Linked DNA regions of Homo sapiens: all the other regions are linked to region 2. The links are chromatin loops, found by intact Hi-C in ENCODE. Cell type or tissue: heart right ventricle. All regions are shown on one strand.

Evidence for each region. A loop is a pair of places that touch in the nucleus more often than their neighbours do. Peaks named below come from ENCODE experiments on the same cell type or tissue, not always from the same donor. Only the 100,000 strongest peaks of a DNase experiment are listed, where the experiment ranks them.
Region 1: it touches region 2 in a loop (2.4-fold over the local background); 19 of 110 quality-filtered maps call a loop at or near these places.
Region 3: it touches region 2 in a loop (16-fold over the local background); 51 of 110 quality-filtered maps call a loop at or near these places.

Annotation. Positions count from the first base shown.
Region 1 is chr6:55,444,407-55,446,906 of GRCh38, reverse strand. All of the region lies in intron 7 of HMGCLL1 (3-hydroxy-3-methylglutaryl-CoA lyase like 1), which reads left to right. Among named protein-coding and RNA genes, the nearest start is that of GFRAL, 120 kb to the right of the region's middle. In heart right ventricle, a CTCF peak has its summit at 1,083 (motif pointing left); no DNase peak of the experiment used is centred here.
Region 2 is chr6:55,275,656-55,278,155 of GRCh38, reverse strand. HCRTR2 (hypocretin receptor 2) reads right to left here. Exons shown (of 7, transcript NM_001384272.1): 5 at 556-776. Among named protein-coding and RNA genes, the nearest start is that of GFRAL, 51 kb to the left of the region's middle. In heart right ventricle, a CTCF peak has its summit at 1,201 (motif pointing left); a DNase peak (open chromatin) is centred at 705; H3K4me3 peaks cover 966 bases; H3K27ac peaks cover 1,140 bases.
Region 3 is chr6:55,952,500-55,954,999 of GRCh38, reverse strand. No RefSeq gene overlaps it. Among named protein-coding and RNA genes, the nearest start is that of BMP5, 78 kb to the right of the region's middle. In heart right ventricle, a CTCF peak has its summit at 1,360 (motif pointing right); no DNase peak of the experiment used is centred here; H3K4me3 peaks cover 631 bases.

The DNA of each region.
Region 1 (2,500 bases), 170 kb before region 2:
AAAAATGTAGATGACTTCAAAAATAATAATCCAGATCTAATTGTTTTTTGGGACTTTAGTAACCTCAATAACTAAAATTTTAGGTTTCATAAAATATTTTGAAAACATGAATATATAGATTAGAAATTTTGCAAGATGATTTTTTACTCCCTTTATTGTTGTATGTATTCATTTTATTTGGGTTATAAGACCATACAGCAACAAGAAAAAGTTGTGATGGTACTTTTAGTTAGCATATCAGCAACATCAGACCATTAGAACATCATACAGAATCAATACTCCCCAGAGCTCACCTAAGATTAGAATACAGACATGATATGTTTATGACATATCTACAGGCAATTTGCTCTCCTCCAGAAAAAGTTGCCACTAACATTTTATTCATTTCTCTCTGGCCTTAGGTCCAAGCACATATGCAGAGAGCTCAAGTAGACGGAGCACACATAACTGAATTCACCAGGTTTATGGTATCCTGGGCCATTGAGTTAATAGCTTTAATTGTGAACTTAGAGAAAATGAGAAGCCAAGGACATCTCAGTCCTTAGAGTTATAATTATATAAATGTATTTATATATGTTATATAAAAATATATTTATATATTATGTATGTTATAAATATTTAAATAAATATGTTATAAATATACATGTTATATATGTTATATATGAATATATAAATATGTATATAATTTAGAAAACATTGGTTCCCTGAGCACTAATAACAGTTGCTTCTCATTAGATAGTCATAAGCTACTTCTCAATAACAGCCAAAATATATAGTCACTTTAGTTTATAATGCTAAATTCTGTGAGCTACAGGACTTTTATTTATTCCAAGTCCCTGGCACAAAGAGTGTGCTTAATAAACACTTTTAAGTCAAAGGAAAAATACAAATATGCTGAATATATTGAACCACATTTTCATGTGTTCTACACCTTTAGTAAGAGTGTCCTTATTTTAAATGCAGAAAACCCGTTTGTTTGATAAATATAAAACTATTTACTATTTACAGTTTTGAGGGACTGCAACACAGTGAGTGGGGTTGTAAATGTTTGACTTTAACCTGGTGGATTTTGGTGCTATATTGCCACCTTGTGGTTACTCATCTAAAAATGGACTTTTCTTCAAAAACAAAAATCAAAAATAGACAAAACAAAGAATAACTGTTTTGCTTTTGTGATATATGGTGCAAACATAAGTTTGTGCTGTGTGCTTACACACACACACAGACATACAGTCACACACACACACATGCATGCACACCAGAAACCTGAGTCTGAAAGTAGTGACTGTGCTTGAAAAGGAGAGAAATGGAACATCTTTCCAAGAGTAATCCTTTAATGCCGAAAGTCTCTCATATAGGAAAATTAGCTAAGTGGCCTGTCTATTATTTTCAAACACACAATGATATGATTTCAATGGTTAAGTAAAAATGTCTTTCCACTCTTTATAATAAAGAACTAATAATAAAAAGAAATAATGTTTTTCTTCCTAGTTTTTTTCAGAGCTTGTTTACATCATATTAAAATTATTTCTGATGAAATAAGGTAGTAGATGTGAAGAAAACATACATAGTGAAATAAAATTTTCTTAGAAGATTATGACTAGAAATTTCCAAAGCAGCTCGTTTAGAAAAACGAGCATATAATTTAGTATAAGGATAACAGTATCATTGAGAAAATTTTTATTTCTGAGAAGAAAATTACACACTTAATAAAGTAGAGAATTTAGGGGAAATTGTATTAAAATATTTTTAAAGTACTGTGATTTTTTTAAAAAGAGAGACTTTAAAGGGAATTGATGCCTTAATATTCTCCTTTATAGGTCATATATCCTTGAATAAACTCTTTAAAATTGCTTAAACTTTAAATCCACATATTGCATTTAGAACTGAGTCAATTAATTTGTGAATAGAGCTTACTGAAAGAGAATCTGTGTCTAGAGCTAATCTGGTACTAGAAAATCAGAAAGACCATTTTACAAGTCCTCTTTTACTCAGATTATGTCTGCCTTCGCCAGAGTATGTTTGCAGATTAGTCCTGTAGTCTTAGATCCTAGAAAGATCCATTATTGCAAAATATGAATAAATTCAGTCTTGGATTTATTTACATTCATTTTCACTTATTTACAGTCATTTTACTACAGGTTAAAATTTCCAAAAACTTTTATATTTTACTTTTTCTACTTAGGTAGGTAATTAACATTCATTGTGGAGGCATTGGAAAACAGAATTAAAGTAAAATAATTTATCTGTAATCATAGCACCCATGATCATTACCATTAGCACTTTATATATCTCCCAAATCCTTTTTGCTTTTAGAAAATTGTGTCATGACTCTATGTACTGTTATAACATCTTCTAACCTGTTTTTCCCTTAATCATGCAGTTAAATAGCATCATCATTTTGTTTTCTAGCTACACCATAAAGCTATTCTCCATTGTGAGACATTTGGATGGTTCTCAAATTTTCATTCTTAAAAAACATACTGTGATGAGTCTTTAT
Region 2 (2,500 bases):
TGAGCTTCATTCAGTGACTTCAGGAAATGAATTCTTCTGTTTAGACATTCGACATACATATCTGCCTTGATGGCTTTTTTTAAAAAGTGCTCGCCAATGCACTTTTAAGTATAATTAGAATACTAACATAAGGTTCTTATCTCTTTTTATCCTTAAGATATAATTCTCTCACAATTGCCTATGTTTTTGGAAACGAAGTTTTGAAAAACCCGTTTGTTCTCATCAAGAAAGAACTGCAAGCTGTAAATGAGTTGTTACGCATTAGAACTTTGTCTGCATCTAAGGTTTAGCAACTAGCTTGAAGAGATTGGAGAAACATCTGTTTTATGTCTGCCATGCAACTGAGAATACGCATGACAAAAGCACATGTCTGAGCACTCTTAAAGGCTGTTCGCCTTACCTGCTGGTAACAACATAACTGAGTCATCTGGCCTGACAAGGTATCTAAGCAGAAAGTTTAGATTTTTCTCTGGCTTAGTTAAAAAAAAAAAAAAAGTTAATTAAGAATCAAGAAAAGGCAGGCTATTTCATTTTCAAATAACAGATAAGTTTTACCTCTTTAGCACATTGAGGATGCTAATTGGTAGATAGCAAATTGCAAATACCAAAAGCACAATCATCAACATCCGGGCTGTTTTCCTTCTGGCTCGGATCTGCTTTATTTCAGCCGCCACAGCGCTCATCCGGGACTTCGTTGGCTGTCCTGGCCCTCGAGGCTGTGAAACAGGCTGCAGGGGCTTCCATTTTCTCTGAACTACAGATGATGTTCCAGGGATCTGAAAGGAGAAGAGACAGACCCTTATTGCAATTTGACTTAGGAAAGTTCCACTTTGGGGAAGTAATTAGAAAACACAGTAAGGAAAGGCTTCCAGACGCCTGAGGTGTGGGAGGTTTGAGCGCCTGTTTCTCCAGAGCATTTGCTGACCTTAGTATGTGCTTGGCGTTAATTCAGACGAATACCAAATAGGAGTTTGTGTGGAAAAAAAAGTTAAAACATCAAAATTTTGTCAATGTCTAAAGAAAGCTGCAAGTGGAAAAGATATTTCCTTGTAAAAAGAACAAAGCTTGGGAAAGGAGAATGATAAAGGGATGTCAGCCATATTATCTTATTAGGAATTTTTGTTCAGCTCAGATACCAAAGTTTAAAGCAGAGGAAAACCCAGCAAGTAACGTCAAGCAACCTGTTATGGATTTTTCACGCATCAATACTGCCATCTGCTGCCAGAGAGATAGAACTTAACTACCTGTAGCTTTTCAGGTTTTCTGCTTCTCGAGTTCGGACAAAGCAAACCTTTGAATGAAAGGATATTTTTAAAAAATCAAGTATTTTTTGTTGTTCACTATTTGTAGTTATGAAATTGTTTGAAATCAGTTTTGTGGTCCAGCCCTTTAAAATGCACACAAACCCATTGAGGATTTTTTGCGGTCTTACATTAATATTTCAAATAGCTGGAATTTGTAACAGTAATTACACAACTTGTACTTTTCCATTTCTTTTCAAAGTTATTTGATAATAGCAGGGAATCCCTCCAAGTACAATATTCTCTTAATTGTAAGCTCATGAAGATTGATAGGGTTTAGTGAACAGAACAATAAAATTCAGCATGCATAATTTTTTAAAGAGGAAAATGTGCCAACAAACACAAGAAAAGGCCACCTTAGCTCTGTTAAGATTATTCAGCTTTTACTTTCTGTCTCTGTGCGGCAAACCAGTACTGACCAATGTGTCCTTGTGGTTTCTCAGAATAGATGTTCGATAGATTTTGTTGCTTTTTACACCACCAGATCAAAGTCTGTTCGATAATCTTTAATTTGAGAACAGAATTTTACTTATATGTCCACACAGATAAATTAATATGACATTTCCTTTGACCATTTTCTTTCTTGAAGAGGCAAATGATGTTAACAAAGACCTGCCCTTGAATGGAAAATATCGGATAAATTATTTTTCTTCTCACTCTGTATGTCTTGTCATGTAGACAATCTTTTTTACATAGTAGTGGTTCAACTCAATCTTTTAACCCACTGGTTGGGGAGAGATAGGAACTTTCTCTTCTGTGACTCTCATTTTAAAAAGCAATTTTAAAAAATAACTGAAAAGAATGAGCAATGGATGCTGGAATGTTCCAGGAGACTCCTATCATGAAAAGCCTGTATGTGTCTGCTAAATGATCTTGAACTGTCTTCTAAATGATCTCTGATAGATCAATTAAATTTTAGTGATTCTATCACTGACTGTTCCCCTGAAGGAGAGAATCTACATTCTGCATCTGATGACTTCTGCCGCCATTAGAAACAGTTTTCGGTCACCTGAGGTTGGGAGTTCATGACCAGCCTGACCAACATGAAGAAACCCCGCCTCTACTAAAAATACAAAATTAGCTGGGCGTGGTGGCACATGCCTGTAATCCCAGCTACTCAGGAGGCTGAGGCAGGAGAATCGCTTGAACCCAGGAGGTGGATGTTGCAATGAGCCGATGAGATCACACAATTACACTCC
Region 3 (2,500 bases), 680 kb before region 2:
TCAAAAACCACAAAGTAGATGGAGTCTTTACTTGAACTCCATAGAATTAGCTTGGAAATAGTAAAATGAATGAGTTCAGATATATAGATGAATTAAGAGGACTTGCAAGCAATGTACATTGCTAATATCAATTGAACTCTTAGAGCTAATTTCATGAGTTTGGGCTTTCATCCAAAATTATTATCTATAAGGCAATGGAACACTGTGGAGAACAATTCCATTTGTAATCTGAAATAGCTCAGATTTATGGATTGTGCTGGTATAGCCACTCAGAATAAAGATGTCCATTAGGCATGTTCACATTGAGACCATTTCAGCATTTAAGTTCAGCAGATGGACCACAGAGATCTGCCAAGGGAAAGAACTTGATAAGCCTGGGAATAATGCCATTGCCTATGAGGACAAATTTCAAAGGAGGATTTTTGTCTACCTGTCTCCAATTAGCCTAATGAACACACATCTATATTTTAGGGCCCTCTGGGCACTTGGGCAATATGTTCAGTTCTCTTCTGGACTTCATGAAGGAAGCTGAATGTTGTGATTGCTTACTTTACATATTATTTCAACTTGAATAAAAATTAGTCAAGTTTCAAACATCTGTCAATAATTCAGTTCAATCATTTTAAATCATTCGTTAACATTTATTGAAAACTAATAGATACCATACATCATGAGAGTTATTGGAGACATAAAACTGAATATTACATAGTCCCTTTAATCAGGAAATTCATGAGCCCTTTGCAAAGATAGGCTTGAAAATGAATATTTAAAATATAGTATAATACTACCACAATACTAGTGACACAAAGGTACGCTAACAGCACAAAATAAGTGACCACCTTAGGAGAAATCAGGGAAGCTTTTATAGAACTAAATATCAAGAAAATAAATTTGTACAAGGTACTTCCACAACATTCAAATAATATCTCTAGTGTATCATGTACAATAATTTTTGAGATAAAAAACTTTTGATAATATTAAACAATGCTCATTGCAGGAGAAAGATAATTTATATAAAGGTATTTTATTACAGAGAAGAAAGTTGCTGACAAGTAAATGTTTTGTTTTTGTTGTTTTTAATGATAAAAGGAGATGGCATAATGTAAAGGAAACTTGTGAATTTCCCTTGACTTTAAAAATATAAATTTCAAAATGAGCCCAAGGTGAAATGTGCAGATTCAGCTGATGAACTCTATTCTTTCCTCTATGTTTAGGAATTTTGTTTGTAAAATATCATGAAAGAATATTTTGCCAGTATATATAATGAGAAAGCATAAAATGAAGGGGTGCGTGTGCGTGTGCGTGTGTGTTTATTTTAAATTTGGAAGAAGCAATTTACAAGCCAGGTTGTACAAATGATTGTTGTTCACTAGATGGCAGAATACGAAAAGAATACTCTGGCATAGTAAGATAGTACTCTGGTTTCATAAGTGTGCTAGTTAGTTTGATTTAAGGGATTTCATAGCACTGCAAAATTCCGTGATTCATTAAGTGACATTAAATAGATGTGAGTATTTTGAAATAGCCTCTGCCACAGATGAAGGTAGTTTCCATAAATAAACTATAGCATCTTAGATTTGTACACGACCTTTAAAATCATTCCCGTTTTATCTGGCATGCTCCCAAATCTTTGCTTTTTTCTGTGTTTTCTAGGACAGTTATTTTCATTGCAATCATCCTGGCTTCCCAACTCATAAACCTAGGAGGTATTCTTGAATCCTTCCTCCGTCTCGCCCACCCTTAACACAATATTAAGTATCAGGAACAAAGGTCTATTGCTGTACCTCCTCAACAGCTGGACTTTTTGATAGTGCCTCTATCATATCTATTTCCCCTAATACATTCCAGGCACTGCCCCAGTTAAGCTGTCTTCATCTGTTACACAGTCTATTGTAATTGTCTCCTCTCCATCTCTTCTGCATTGAGTCTTGGTGTGACCAAGCTAAACTCCATATTGTCTCAGCATGAGCTTTCCAAAACCCCGTTTTCATCACATCGAGCTATTTAAAAAATGCTACAGGGTTCACTTTTTACTCGTCAGATGGGCAAAACATTTAAAAACAAAATTTGATGAAAACTTGACGTCGCCAAGAATGTGCAGGTAATAGACACTCTCGTGATGGTAAAGCTATTAAACATTTTTATTTATGATGAGCACTTTTGTGTTATTTTTCAATATTAGAAATGTTTCCTTTGAACAATTCCACTGGTACTGGTTTTGTTGCAGCATTATTTCAAAGACCCAAACCTGTAAATAACCTAAACATTTATCACTATAGAAATATACAAATATCTCCTTCCAGTTTGGAATGTTCACATAATGGAATACTTTGCAGTCCCTAAGAATCAAGTTGTGTTGTTAAGAAAATATCTTCAAGGTATATGACTAATTGGAAGGAAAGGGTGCAGAATAAAATGTAGAGTATGTAATTTGTATTAGAATATTTGTTTCATTTTTTTACACACATACAAACACATGTAAATATATGTAGCACTGTAG